Regions from separate parts of the Homo sapiens genome. Here region 1 is linked to region 2. Evidence: chromatin contacts called from ENCODE Hi-C or POLR2A ChIA-PET data. All regions are on one chromosome and are shown on one strand. The core of a region is the stretch at or near the end of the contact, and the rest is flanking DNA. Distances in the headings are between cores, read along the strand shown. Region 1 holds the start of RREB1 (ras responsive element binding protein 1). Region 2 holds the start of PRP4K (pre-mRNA processing factor kinase PRP4K).

Region 1 (6,368 bases), core at 1,447-3,946, 3.1 Mb after region 2:
CAATTTTGAAAATATAACATGTAATAGGCTGGGCACAATGGCTTACACCTGTAATCCCAGCAATTTGGGAGGCCAAGGTGGGAGAATCACTTGAGCCCTAGAGCCTGAGACCAGCCTGGGCAACATAGCAAGACCTCCTCTCTACTAAAACTTTTAAAATTAACTAGATGTGGTGACATGCACTGTAGTCCCACCTACTTGGGAGGCTAAAGGTGGAGGATCACTTGAGACCAGGAATTCAAAGCTGCAGTGAGTTGTGATCCCACCACTGAACTCCAGCCCGGGCAACAGAGTGATGCTCTGTCTCCAAAAAAAAAAAAAAATTAAAAAAAGTTGTAGTAAAACTGTTTTCAATCTTTTTTGTTGCCAGTATTTTCTAGATGGCATTATACAGGTGGCAATTTGTCATGAAAATTCATATAGCATTGGAGATTTGCTAAATTATGCATAAAATTCCAATTTTGATATTTTTCCTATTCAAAACTTATCCCTGAATGGGGAGACCAGGAAAGGCTAGCTCCTGAATCAGAGACAAAGTGAGTAAATAAAGTAGCATTCCCCACAGGGCCCTTCCTCTGCCCTCATTGGAACACATTACAACTTAGAAACACAAGACACCTATTCTATGATGGCAATGTGAACTATTATTCCTGTCTAGAGACCTGCCCATCTCCTCCACGACTGGCCTGTCTTCAAAAAAGCATTTGATAATACATTTGGGGGCGGCGGGGTTGGGGGAGGCTCAGAAAAATGCAACCGCTAAAATTTCTCTGGATGGAGTTTTCTTCAGTAAACAGTAGACCCTGGGAAACATAACAGGTTCCGAAAACTTAATTTTGATGACTGAAAGTCAGAGAAACAGCCAGCTGAATCAGCTCCTTCTTGGGCAGTGGTTTAGCCTACTTATCTCATATCAGACCTAAGGGTCCAGCTGCTTTTCCTTGGTTCTAAAGAGTTCTATTCTGGCCAGGACCCATCCCGAGACAGACACTTCTGTCTGCAGCCCTGAAAACTAGAGGTCAATGGAAGGGCTCAAATTAAAGGCCCACAGTTGGGCTTACAACTCTCCATGGTGTTCAAGCCTTCTCAGAGGAGCTGGTGTGGTGGAGCCAGGGTCAAAGGTCATAGTAAATAGAAAGTAGCCAGCTTTCTGCCTGCATAACATCATCTTGCCTAACCAGACTCAAACGCTTAATTCTACTGTAGTATTCTTTGGACATTCTTCTTTAGAACTACGGGGGCGGGGGGGGGGGGGCGTGTTTATTTTCAACAACCACAATCATCCTTATCTTTCTGAAGATGTTTCCAAAGGCTGAGAACAGACCCCTTTCAGAACCTCGGTAGGAGAAGTATTAACAGTTGGAAACATGTCAGCTGCTTTATGGAGGAAGCACAGCCCAGGCCTGGTTTCTCTGGGCTCCGTGATAACTTGGGGCAAGGCAGCCAGTGCGAAGCGTGGTGGCAGGAGCTGGAGAGATGGAGAGCGGCTCGGAGAAGGGCCCCTGCTTTTCAGAGTTGAAACAGGAGCCCTCTGAGAGAAAGAGATACTGCGTGTGGCTTCTCTGAAGCCTTGGAGGGCGACGTGGATGACACAGCATCAGCCATTCCATCGCGGGGTGGGGACACAGTGGCGGCAGGAACCGTCCTCAGCCCCTGGCGGCCACGGCAGTTCCCCGCTGAAGCATCCTTTGTGGGGTGTGGGTAAGGGAGGGGGACCAAAGTCGGGTCGGAGTTGAGTTTGTTAGACGGCGAGCACACTCAGGGCGGCAGCCCGAGTAAGAAGGATGGCCCCGGGAGAGAAACGGCTCGAAGCTAGGGGCGGGGTGAAGCGCCTGCTCCTTAATCTCCTGCCCCATCATCCACTCGCCCCACCTGGATGCAGAGCGAGGACCGCGTGGAAAGGAAACGGCGCGGGCGGGGCTCCCCCTCGCAGATGCCTCGGAGACCCAGAGGGGCGGCGTCAGGCCAGGGCCCCGAGCCCTACGCCCCCCATCCCCCCAACTCCAGCGCCTCTGAGGTGCCCCTCTCGCAATTCCGAGGCATCACCGTGTCTCCCCCGCCTCCGTTAAAATAGTGAAACTGCGGAGTGAAGTGATGGAAAGCCGGGGGCGGGGAGTCGCCCGCGGCGAGGGGCTGCAGGGGAGGGGGCGCGGTGGCCGAATAAGGTGGCCCGCGAGCAACGGGACGATTGGGATCGCAGCCAGTCGCGGCCTCCCGGACCCTTCCCCTCGGGCAGCCCGGCCCTCCCATGGCCCGGGGCGCCTTGGGAGGGCGTAGGGCAAACCTGGGGCTGCGGTGGGGGGTGGGGAGGGGACTCCACCTCCATCCATCCCGGGATGGCAACTGCGGTCACCCTGCTAAAGTCGGGGCGGGGGCGGCGGTCCTCCCCCTCACCCCCCCCAGTCCGAGCGCCGCCGCCGCCGCCGCCGCCGCCGCCGCGGCCGCTCAGTAACACGTCCCCAGGAGACTCGCAGGAGCAACACGTGATGTGTCTACTTATCAGGGTGAGAGGGGGAGAGCGAGACTCCGAGCGTGCGGGCGAGGAAGCTGGGCGGGGGGCCGAGACGGGGGCCGGGACGACGGCTGGGGCGCCGGGGTCGCCAGCTCCTCGCCCACCTCCCTCCCTGTGGGAGAAGAGGAGGAGGGGAAGTGACTGCGGAGTTGATGAACTTTGCACATCCAGAAACGCCATTTTGATTCCTTTTCCGGAACAAGTTTGCATCTCTCCTCGGTCTCTCCCTGAAGCCCACCGGTCCCCAACGCATCATGCCAGGGAGCCAAGCGTCCTGCCCGGCCGTAAGTACGTGCCCCGGATTCCGACTCGCGGTACGCCGGCGGCAGCGAGAAGTCTGGGGCACAGCCGGAGCGACCTTTTAAAGAACTTTGGGGATGGGGAGGGTGAAGTCTGCAGAGCGCGTTGTACTTTTGAAACTCGGTGTGTCCCGGAGCCGGGGACCCGCACGCCCCACTCCGCGCAGCGTGCGCTCGGGCCGGCGGGGCGGCCAGGGATGAGCGGGGCAGCCCTCTCCCCTCGGGCTGCGCGCCGGGCCATTCCTCCTCCTCCTCCTCCTCCTCCCCTTCCTCCGCTCTTTTCCCTTTCCCGAGCCGCCGGCTCTGCCAACCAGCTCCCAGCGCGAGCCGCCGCAGCGCCCCGCCAGCAGGACCTGATGCGCATCCATATTAGCCGTCCGAGCGCAGGAATCCGGCCCGACCCGCGCCGCCGAGTTTATTTTTAACCAGCACCGCCGGGACTCGGATGGTGCGCGCACCGCCGGCCAGAAACATCTTCCCAGCGCTGCTCTCCATCTTCCGCCCTCTCTCCCTCGACATCCTCCCCCCCATGTGGGAGGGGAAACTTTTCTCCTACATACTTTCGAGTCCTTCTCGGGCCGGGAAGCGCGGAGATGACGGCGCCCGCCCTCCCGCCGCCGCCCTAAGGTATCCGGGGGTGCCTGCCCGGGGTGCTCGCGCGGGGGTGCCTGCTCGGGGCTGCTCGGTGGGAGCATCCGCCGCGCCCTGCTCTGCGGACTTTGAACCTCCCGGGCGGACGGCGCCGGCCGGGAGGGGGCCGCGGGCAGCCCCGCGCCCTCGCGGGTTCCCGGCTGGCGGTCGTGGTCACGCCGACCACCGCCCCGGGGGGCCTGGGGAGGAGGGGACCGGGCCCTAGCCGTGCGGGCACGTATTGTTCCCTCGCCCTTCCGTTGGCGGGGTGAGTGTTTTCGTGGGAGCCCTCGGTGTGGAGCTAGCCTGCCTCGCGGGCGGGGGGGGTGGGGGGCTCGGCGCCGTCACGAGCACAGGAAGGAGGCCGGGAGCATCCGAGGCGGGGCCGGCCGCCGGGGCCCGCTCCGCCGCCCAGCTGTGGAGCGCGCTCGGAAACTTTTGTCCGCCGCCCGCTGGACCAGTTTTTCACGAGTTCTGGGGCTTCCCTTCCTCCTCCCATCCCGGCCCCCGGCGTCTAGCTGGGTGGGGGGAGGGGGCCTGTTGCTGCCCCCCCCGCCCCCAACTTCCCGCACAAGCCTTGGGCCGGGCCCCCCGCGCCCCCTCCCCGCTCGCGGTCTCTTAGGAAACTGCGACCTTAATGGTTGCTAAGGAGCAGGGGAGGTCCTTCCCGTCGCCGACCCCCTCCCTGGGAAGCGGCGTGTTTTCTGGACCGGGCCAAGGGCGCGTCGAGGATGTGACCTGCTCCGCGGCCGCGCGTGAGTGCGGGGCGCGTCGGCCGAGCCCACCGATGGGCGAGGCCACCTTTCTCTCCGGGCGGGGCGGGGAGCTGGGGGACGCGGGGACCCCACGGGGTGCGGGCCCGGGCCGCTTGACAGGCGCCGCGTGCAGCTCGCGCCCCTCGGCCGCCGTGCATCCGTGATGGGTTATAAAAGAGGAGGAAAGTATTTCTCCTTGCTCAGCAGATTTGCCCTCCCTCGCTCCTTACTGGTTAGGAGATAGAACGTGAGCCCAGATCCGGACGAGCAGTTCACATTCCATTACGAAATTCTACACGGCTTCAGAGCCAGCAGCAGCACACATTCGGGGCACTTTGGAGGGGTTTTCTTCGTTTGAGGATGCTCCTGCTGCTGCTGCTTGTGATGGTGGTGGATGTGGAGAGAGACAAAAGGGTGAATAAAAAAATATAACGTTTTGGTATGTTGAAAAACCTGTCCGGGGGTTTTCATTAGTAGAAAATTGAACCCTCTTAGAGTTTAGATTTAAGCTTAGCTCTTTAAAAGCCAGTGGAAATAAAGTTTGCCTGTTGAATGGTGTTGCTGGAAATAGCGAGGAATTTCTGTCTTAAGAAGAAATGATTTCTGCAAAGGCAGAGTTGCTAGTGCATCTCCATTATTTTTGATATTTTTTTTCCCCTTTATATATGTAGTGGACCCTGCATGTGTGCGAGTTGATTCTGAAATAAGTTTAATTGAAGTGGAAGGTGGGGAAAAGAGAACTGCCAAGAAAAGAATGTGGTTTAGTTTTGTTTTTTCACACCCATGAAAATCATCCTCTAGATTTGGTGCTTTTTCAAGTAGGCAGGTATAGTTTCTAAGACATATTTCAACCCGGAAGTCTGAGTTAGATAGAGGCCAAAGTGTTGGCTAAAACCTCTTTGAAAAACAAACGTTGAGTTTTGTGCTATCTTCAAGAGTCCACAGAACTTCTGAAGGAATGGGTTCGAGCTACTCTACAAGTAATTTATACAAAGACAGAATCACTAATTTTAGGGGTGGTGTGTGTGTGTGTGTGTATGTGTTTACCTCCGCCCTTTGGAGGGAGCCTTCTGGGTACCCGCTGATGGGTCCTGCTTTGATGTGCTTTGAGCTTTGGTTACACTGATGAATTAAACATTTGAATGGCTTTAATCAAGTTTTAAATGTGTTAAAAAAATACCTTTCCCCCATTTTTACAAAAGAAAAGGAGAGAAGAACTCTTTGATTTAGTTATTTGCTTAGCTTGTGCTCCATTTTAGGTTAATGAACTTGCATTGTCTTTGTCTTAAAAATACTGCTAAACTGGTTGCATTTTAGAATGTCTTGTTTTTAAAGAGGATTTGCTGGATGTGTAATACTCTTAAGAAATGCTGCCGATGCTTACCGTTTTGTGGAATATCATTCTCTGGGTTTTTCTAGATACTGCTTTATTTCTCATCAGAAAATCAGACTCTAAGCCCTTATGGCAGACAAGTATTTGTTATGTGATGGGGAACATGCGTCTTATTGAGCTGGTACAGGTAGTGCATCCATTCCTAACTAGTTACATCATCCAACAAGCGACCTTTTGATTGAAGGGTCTTTTAAATTTCTTCGGGCAGACTCCCAAGGCCTTATTTGTATCCAACACAGGTACAGCGTGTTGAAGGAAGAAAATAAACCTACACGTATTAGTCCAGCATCTGATCAACAGCAGTTTATTGGTTACCTGCTGTGTGCCAGGCACTGTACAGTGTAGCTGCCTTAGGTCGTTTTTGCTCTTCAATTTTGAACTGTTGCGTTATTCCACTTCTGAGGTCAGTTAGGAAGTCTTTGCTTGCTATCTTATGCTTGCTTGCTAACATCATTTATCACCTTCAGCTAAGGAAATGTCCTAGTTAATGAAGTTTTAAAATGCTACCCTTTTAGGATTTTGCTCAGCATAATTAATATAAATTTAACTCCTATAAGAATTGGTTAAATATATTCTTTGGAAACAGAAGTGAATTCTTTTGATGTTTCTGTTCATTATCCTTCTGAAAAGTAGGTGGTGCTTAGAAGGTCATAGGATAAGGGTTGCTAAGCAGCTAAACAGAAGGATGCTAAAATTAACCAAAGCATTTTTGAAAGGGAGTCATTCCCTGTTTTACATTATTTACTAGGTTTAGTTAATTTCTGAATCTTCTATGTCCT
Region 2 (6,570 bases), core at 1,171-3,670:
CTGAATTTGGGGAGGAAGAGCAGCAAGACTGAAATATTGGGCATACGTTTGTTGCTTCATAAACGTTTGCTGAATGAATAAACTGATACGCCGATGTTTGCTTTAATTGTAACTCCCCCTGCCGCAGTTCCCAGTCTTTGAAAATTACAACAGCAACATAGTTTTGGGCGTGTCCTTGACAAATGTGTTTCATTCCCCAGGTAGTACCGTGCAAGTGAACTTGGTGAGAATTTTTTCAAGGAAATTTTTGCCAGCATCGATTTTTGAAACTTAGTTTTTACCATGCTCTTTAAAAAAATAAACACTTGGTTTGTTCAAATACCAACTTTAGTCACACAATCTGGCTTCAGCACCTATTGTTCGGGCCCCATATATCGTTCTCCACACTTAGGATGCTTCATCTCCACATAAAGCATAACTGCAAAATACACAGGGCAGAAGGAGACCTGGGAGATAATACTATGGTTGCAGAAATTAAGACCAGCCTGAGCTCTCGACAACAAGAAAGAGACACAGCGAAAACAAGGCATTTATTTATAATAGGCTCTTGCAAGCAAGGAAAAATAAGGCATTTTCTGATTCGAACGTAGTGCTCTATTACCCCTACTCAACAAACATTTGAATGCCAAAGAGCTGTGAGGGTGGATGCTTAACAAGCAGATGCTAAGCGAGGTTATATTTTTGTAGGAAGCAGCCTGATAAGAAAAGAGCAGATTTTCGAGTCAGATTTTAGTTCAAAAATCAGCTTTGTACTTGGGAACTCAATCATAAGCAAATTACCTTACCTCTTAGTGTCGGTTTGTTCATGTGTAAAACGTGTTAATAGTACCTGACCCAATCTCTTGCCTTCAAGTATATCACTCTATTTCCAAGATGAGATCTCTCACAGTTCTACTACGTACACCGTTAATTTTAACATTATTTAAAAATAGTTTACTAAGTTTATTTCATTTATTTATTTGAGACGGCGTTTTTGCTTTTGTTGCCCAGGCTGGAGTGCAATGGCGCGATCTCGGCCTCCCGGGTTCAAGCGATTCTCTTGCCTCAGCCTCCCGAGTAGCTGAGACTACAGGCGCCACCACGCCGGCTAATTTTTTGTATTTTTAGCAGAGACGGAGTTTCGCTATGTTGGCCAGGCTGGACTCGAACTCTTGAGTTCAGGCAATCCGCCCGCCTCGGCCTCCCAAAGTGCTAGAGGATTGCAGGCGTGAGCCACCGCGCCCGGCCCTAACATTTCAAAACGTTTGGAATTCAGGCAACAAGAGACATTTTGTAAGAACATTTAAAACCCTTCTCCCCTGGAAATCAAGAGATATGTATGGAGTCTGGAGATTCCGAACTCAATTTTCTAGGACAAAGGCAAACTCAGATGATTACAAGAATGAAAGTGATCGTCACGCTGCTTCCAGGTTCCAAAGTATGGATAATTTTTTTTTTTTTTTTGAGATGGAATCTTGCTCTGTCGCCCAGGCTGGAGTGCAGTGGCGTGATCTCAGTGCAAACTCCGCCTCTCGGGTTCAAGCGATTCTCCTGCCTCAGCCTCCGGAGTAGCTGGGATTATAGGCGAGCGCCACCACGCCCAGCTAATTTTTTGTATTTTTAATAGAGACGGGGTTTCACCATGTTGGCCAGGCTGGTCTCCAAATCCTGGCCTCAGGTGATCCGCCCGCCTCGGCCTCCCAAGGTGCTGGGATTACAGGGGTGAGCCACAGCGCCAGGCGAGAAATATTTTTTTAAAGAGGAATTAAAGAACCTAATTGGTTTTGAGAGTTCTCCAAGAGCCAGTAAATGTTTTCCCCACAATATTCCATTCTACCCCATTACTGTAGAGTCGTTATAGAAGAAAACAAAATCACATAACGCAACTTGGGCCAAAAAACATTACACGTTCCAATTACGGAAATAACGAACTGAATCGTGTCACCCTTGAACTATGTAAAAGTTGAAAAGATGTTCAGTGTTAAATGTAGTAACAGTTCCACATTAAAAGATATTTACGTTCGAGTTTACAGTATTTAAAAATGCCTTTCTACACACTTTCCCGGGAAGTTAATGCCACTTCAGTTGAGCTGTCTAGCGAGATGGTTAAGCATTTACTGTGTCTCTAACACCGACCAGGGGAAAAATCATCAATTCGTTTGCCCGAGTTTAAGAGAATTTTCACCTAACTTCTAATCTCCACAGCCAATCAGTTCTTGGAACCGCACACCCGATGCCGACATCCCTCTCTTGTTGGCTCCCCTCGTTAGCGGGATTCAATAACTAAACGTCCATTTCTAGCATTGACTGAAGAGCTCAAGCTTGACACTCGACCTCAATCCTTAGCAGCACCGCCCACCATGCTCCCGGAAGCTGCGACACTACGCCCTGCGCTAGTCCCGGGACGTGGGGTTTTATATCCGGATTCTTAGCGCGGACTCAGAACCCAGCTCTTCCCTACACGGTCGGCACATGCGCGGCAGCTCTTTTCCTTCTTCCTCCACTTCCCCTACCCTCCACCGTCCGGGAGCCGCCGCCACCGCCGCCGAGGAGTCAGGAAGTTCAAGATGGCCGCCGCGGAGACCCAGTCGCTACGGGAGCAGCCAGAGTAAGTAGTCTCTGTGAGTGGGCCAGAAGCTGGAGCCCGGGGACTGCCGAGTGGGAGCTGCACGGGGTGGCGGGAAAGTTCGGGCCTAACGGCGAGAGTCAAACTTTGCTTTTTCCGGCGCGATTCGTTGTGGGGTGGGAGGCATGGGGAGCAGGCGGCCTTCGAGCTTCCTTCTCCCAGAGGCCGTGGCTGCTGGGGTGAAGGCGGCCGCGGCCTGCCGCGCGTCGTTGCCCCGGGAGGCGTAGGCGCGAGCGGCCTCTACAGGTCCGGTGCGCGTGGCGGCTGCCGCGGCAGTGAGGTCGCGCTTTCCTATGCCTCTTTTGGGGACCCATCTGAGCTCCCTGGCCGCAGCTCTTAGCGGCATCTGTGTTGGGGACACGAGGGTCAGTGGCAGCAGGCGGGCCAAGCCCTAAGTCTTTTCTTCCTCATGCGGTACCCCCAGTCGTCCTTTTACTGGTGTCAGTTTAGGACCTGAAAGCAGAGAGCGGAGGTGCTGGGGTCACACTCTCTGGCCATCCCAGAGCTAGTCTGTGGCTAGCGGGATACTTGATCTCGTCACCTTGTACTCTTTAGTCCAGCAGTCACCCAGTATTGTTTTGTTTTGTTTTGAGTGCCTACCGGCAGCTTTTTTACCAACTTGCAAACTTGAGGCAAAGTAAGATAGAGTCTTTGGTTTTGAGGCCTGGCATTTTTTTTTTTTTTTTTTTTTTGCCTGAGTTTATAACCCTTCTTTAGGAGGACGAGTGGAAGGAGTAGTGGGAATTGCTAGCTACTGCCAAACCACTTTATGTCTATAATTAAGCTAACATTAAGAATCCATGCGGCCAAATGAAAAATGAAAAAAAAAAAAATACGAGTGTATGCTGCAAAGGTTAACCATTGGTTAACTTAAAGCAGTATTTTGCTGTTCATGTCTATGTTAGGAAAACTCAAACAAGAACCTTAACAGAGAGAATGGATTTTACGGCAATGTTCCTATAGCGACCGTTTTTTTTTTTTGTTTTGTTTTTTGTTTTTTTTTGCATCTGCACTGTCTGATCTGTTTCCAGCCATCTTAGAAAGAGGTATAGTCTCCCAGCAACTTGTGACTGAGCGATAGAAGAAATCTTTGCCACCAGACAACCTGACACTTAATTGCTGTGCATCCAGTTTTGGGCTCCTCAATCATCTGCATTACTCAGCTAGGCAGAGAAACGGAATTTTTAATTAAGGGCTTTTCAAAACTGCTGTATTATTTTTACAATTTGACTTAGCAGAGAACAAATGGATTCTGAAGTTTTAAATTAGCTTTAACCTCTTACTGTTTCTCACCAAGTTCATTGTGTGGCACAATTACAGTGTTTATGCCAGTACCGTGCAGATCTCATGCTATGTGGTTACATTTTCTACTAATCTGAAAAGTTCTGTAATATTATGTCCATTTATTTGATTTTAGGGATGTTTCAGATTCATTTCCAGGAGTGGGTCAGCCATAGTTTATTCACATACTGTATTCAAATAATATTAGACTTAATAATTTCAAAAATACATATTTAGGCCTCTGCTGTATGAGTAACAGAGATAATCTTTAATTTCCCTTCCCTTCCCCACAGAGCACTTGGTGTAAATGGAATATTTGGTCTGTATATGTCTCACTTTCAGTAGTTTGAAAGTATTTAACAAAGAAGATAACCATTTGGTATGAAAGCAAACTATGCCTGGTGCTCATAGTGAGTCCCTGAATATAGTGTCTACAACAGTTCTTTAGAGAACACTGAGTAGTTTACAGTTATATAGAATCTATTCAAAACAGAAAATTTAGAAAGAATAAATATAAGAAGCAGCTTTTAAGCTCCCTGAAGGCTTTAATTCTTTTAACAACCCTATGGAGGTAGATACGTTTATTTTCCTTATTTTAGAGATGATGAAACTGAAACACAGAGAAATTAAGTAACTTGCTCAAGGTCACACTCAGTGGCACACCCATTTAAACTCAGGCAGTCTGGTTCTAAAGCCCTGCTGCTAACTATTGTACTGTCTGGCCTCCCACTATACAATGTGGCTTCTTTTTAAATTGCTTGTCAAGTATGAAATTATTTTTGTTTTTTTCCACTGTCCCAGAAAGATACATTTTTTGATGTGACATGTCTAATTTATTGAGAACTAATTTCTCAAACCTGATTTGGCAAAGCAGAGACCAGAGGGAATGTTTTAAGACTAGTTGGTCTTTTGGACCCATTCTGATTTTTATAGCTACATTAATTCTTTTTGTTCATTTTATTTATTTTTGAAACACGAGCTCTTGTCACCCAGACTGGAGTACAGTAACATTATCATGGCTCATTGTAGCCTCAGCCTCAAGTGATCCTCCTACTCCAGCCTCCGGAGTAGCTGGGACCACAGGCATATGACACCATGCCCAGCTAATTTTTTTTTTTTTGAGACGGAGTTTCACTTTCTCTCCAGGCTAGATTGCAGTGGTGCGATCTTGGCTCACTGAAACCTTGGACTCCCTGGTTCAAGCAGTTCTCCTGCCTCAGCCTCCCGAGTAGCTGGGATTACAGGCACGTACCACCACGCCCAGCTAATTTTTGTATTTTTAGTAGAGATGGGGTTTCACCTTGTTGGCCAGGATGGTCCCGATCTCCTGACCTCGTGATCCGCCCACCTCAGACTCCCAAAGTTCTGGGATTACAGGCGTGAGCTACCGTGCCGAGCCATGCCTAGCTAATTTTTAAGTATTTTTGTAGAGGCAGAGTCTTCCCATGTTGCCCAGGCTGTTCTTGAACTACTGGGCTCAAGTGCTGCAGGTACTAGGGAGTCTGAGGCAGGAGGATCATTTGAGCCTAGGAGTTTGAATCTAGCCCAGGCAACATAGTGAGACCCAGTTTCTTAAAAGATATATACATTTTAACTTGTCAGAGAAATAGGCTTAATTACTTTCCTGGTAAATAGCAGTGGCGTTCACTTTGCTCGCCACTAAAAAAAAATTTAAAGAATTGTCTAGCTTAAAAACGGCTTTATTCATACACAAATTTAAATCAGTCAGTTCTCTGTGTCTCTGTATATTTTGAATGCCTACCAAATAAATTCACTAAGACTATTGTTTGGAAAAAAATGTGAAAGAAGAAGTTAAAATAACACTGGTGGTTGGTGATTGGTGACTATTTTATTTTTTTGAGACCGAGTCTCTGTTGCCCAGGCTGGAGTGCAGTAGCGCAATCTTGGCTCACTGCAACCTCTGCGTCCCAGGTTCAAGTGATTCTCCTGTCTCTGTCTCCCGAGTAGCTGGGATTACAGGCACGCACCACCATGCCGTGCTAATTTTTGTATTTTTAGTAGAGACGGGATTTCACCATATTGGCCAGGCTGGTCTCAAACTCCTGACCTCAGGTGATCCGCCAGTCTCAGCCTCCCAAAAGTGTTGGGATTACAGTCATAAGCCACTGCACCTGACCGTGACTATGTTATTTTAAAGGCGTTCCACGATTTTCATTCATTGTGCTGGGTGCCTCAAGACATGGGTTTTTTAAAAGGTAAAACTTAACAAAACAAATAAATACTGTTAAGCAACCCCATGTTGTCTGCACTTCTCATTCACCTTTGCTTCCAAATAATGTGATCTGAAGAATGTTATCCAATATTCAATAGGTTCTCAATAAATATTTTGTGATAAACCTGTTGTGACCAGGTTGGTATACACATCCACTTGGCTAAATGTGGGATATTAAATTGTAAAATGTTAATGTTAAAGCGTAAATTTATATAAATGAAATATATATGGCCTATATTTATTGTCAGTATAAACTATCCAAGAGGGCCGTTAGGTTTCTTAACAAGAAACCTTTTTCTTGAGCTTTAGAAGAAAGTCGTTGATGATAAAGCTAATTTAGCTGTTTTAGCACAGGCCCATTGTATGTAATACATTATGCCATTGACTCAATGTTTCAAGTTTTCCAGATTGACCTGGTCAGACTTTAGTTGTGATTTGTGACATTTGCATT

What was found. A loop is a pair of places that touch in the nucleus more often than their neighbours do. ChIA-PET counts read pairs that join two places held with the same protein, here RNA polymerase II (POLR2A). Pooled maps may share reads with other maps.
Region 1: a pooled map shows a loop between it and region 2 (4-fold over the local background). The contact joins the promoter of RREB1 here to the promoter of PRP4K in region 2. A Hi-C loop is called at or near these places in 1 of 168 maps with a recorded cell type or tissue (ovary) and 2 of 50 pooled maps. POLR2A ChIA-PET finds 5 or more read pairs at or near these places in 1 of 52 experiments (T-cell).

Annotation. Positions count from the first base shown.
Region 1 is chr6:7,105,265-7,111,632 of GRCh38, forward strand. It overlaps RREB1 (ras responsive element binding protein 1), which reads left to right and starts at 2,697. Exons shown (of 13, transcript NM_001003699.4): 1 at 2,697-2,796. RefSeq lists an enhancer at 1,506-1,565 and silencers at 1,916-2,395, 2,456-2,675, 3,466-3,955, 3,976-4,065.
Region 2 is chr6:4,018,880-4,025,449 of GRCh38, forward strand. It overlaps PRP4K (pre-mRNA processing factor kinase PRP4K), which reads left to right and starts at 2,421. Exons shown (of 15, transcript NM_003913.5): 1 at 2,421-2,587. The coding sequence starts at 2,547. It overlaps LOC124901245 (a long non-coding RNA gene), which reads right to left and starts at 2,288. Exons shown (of 2, transcript XR_007059415.1): 1 at 1-2,288. RefSeq lists enhancers at 2,252-2,561, 3,604-3,663.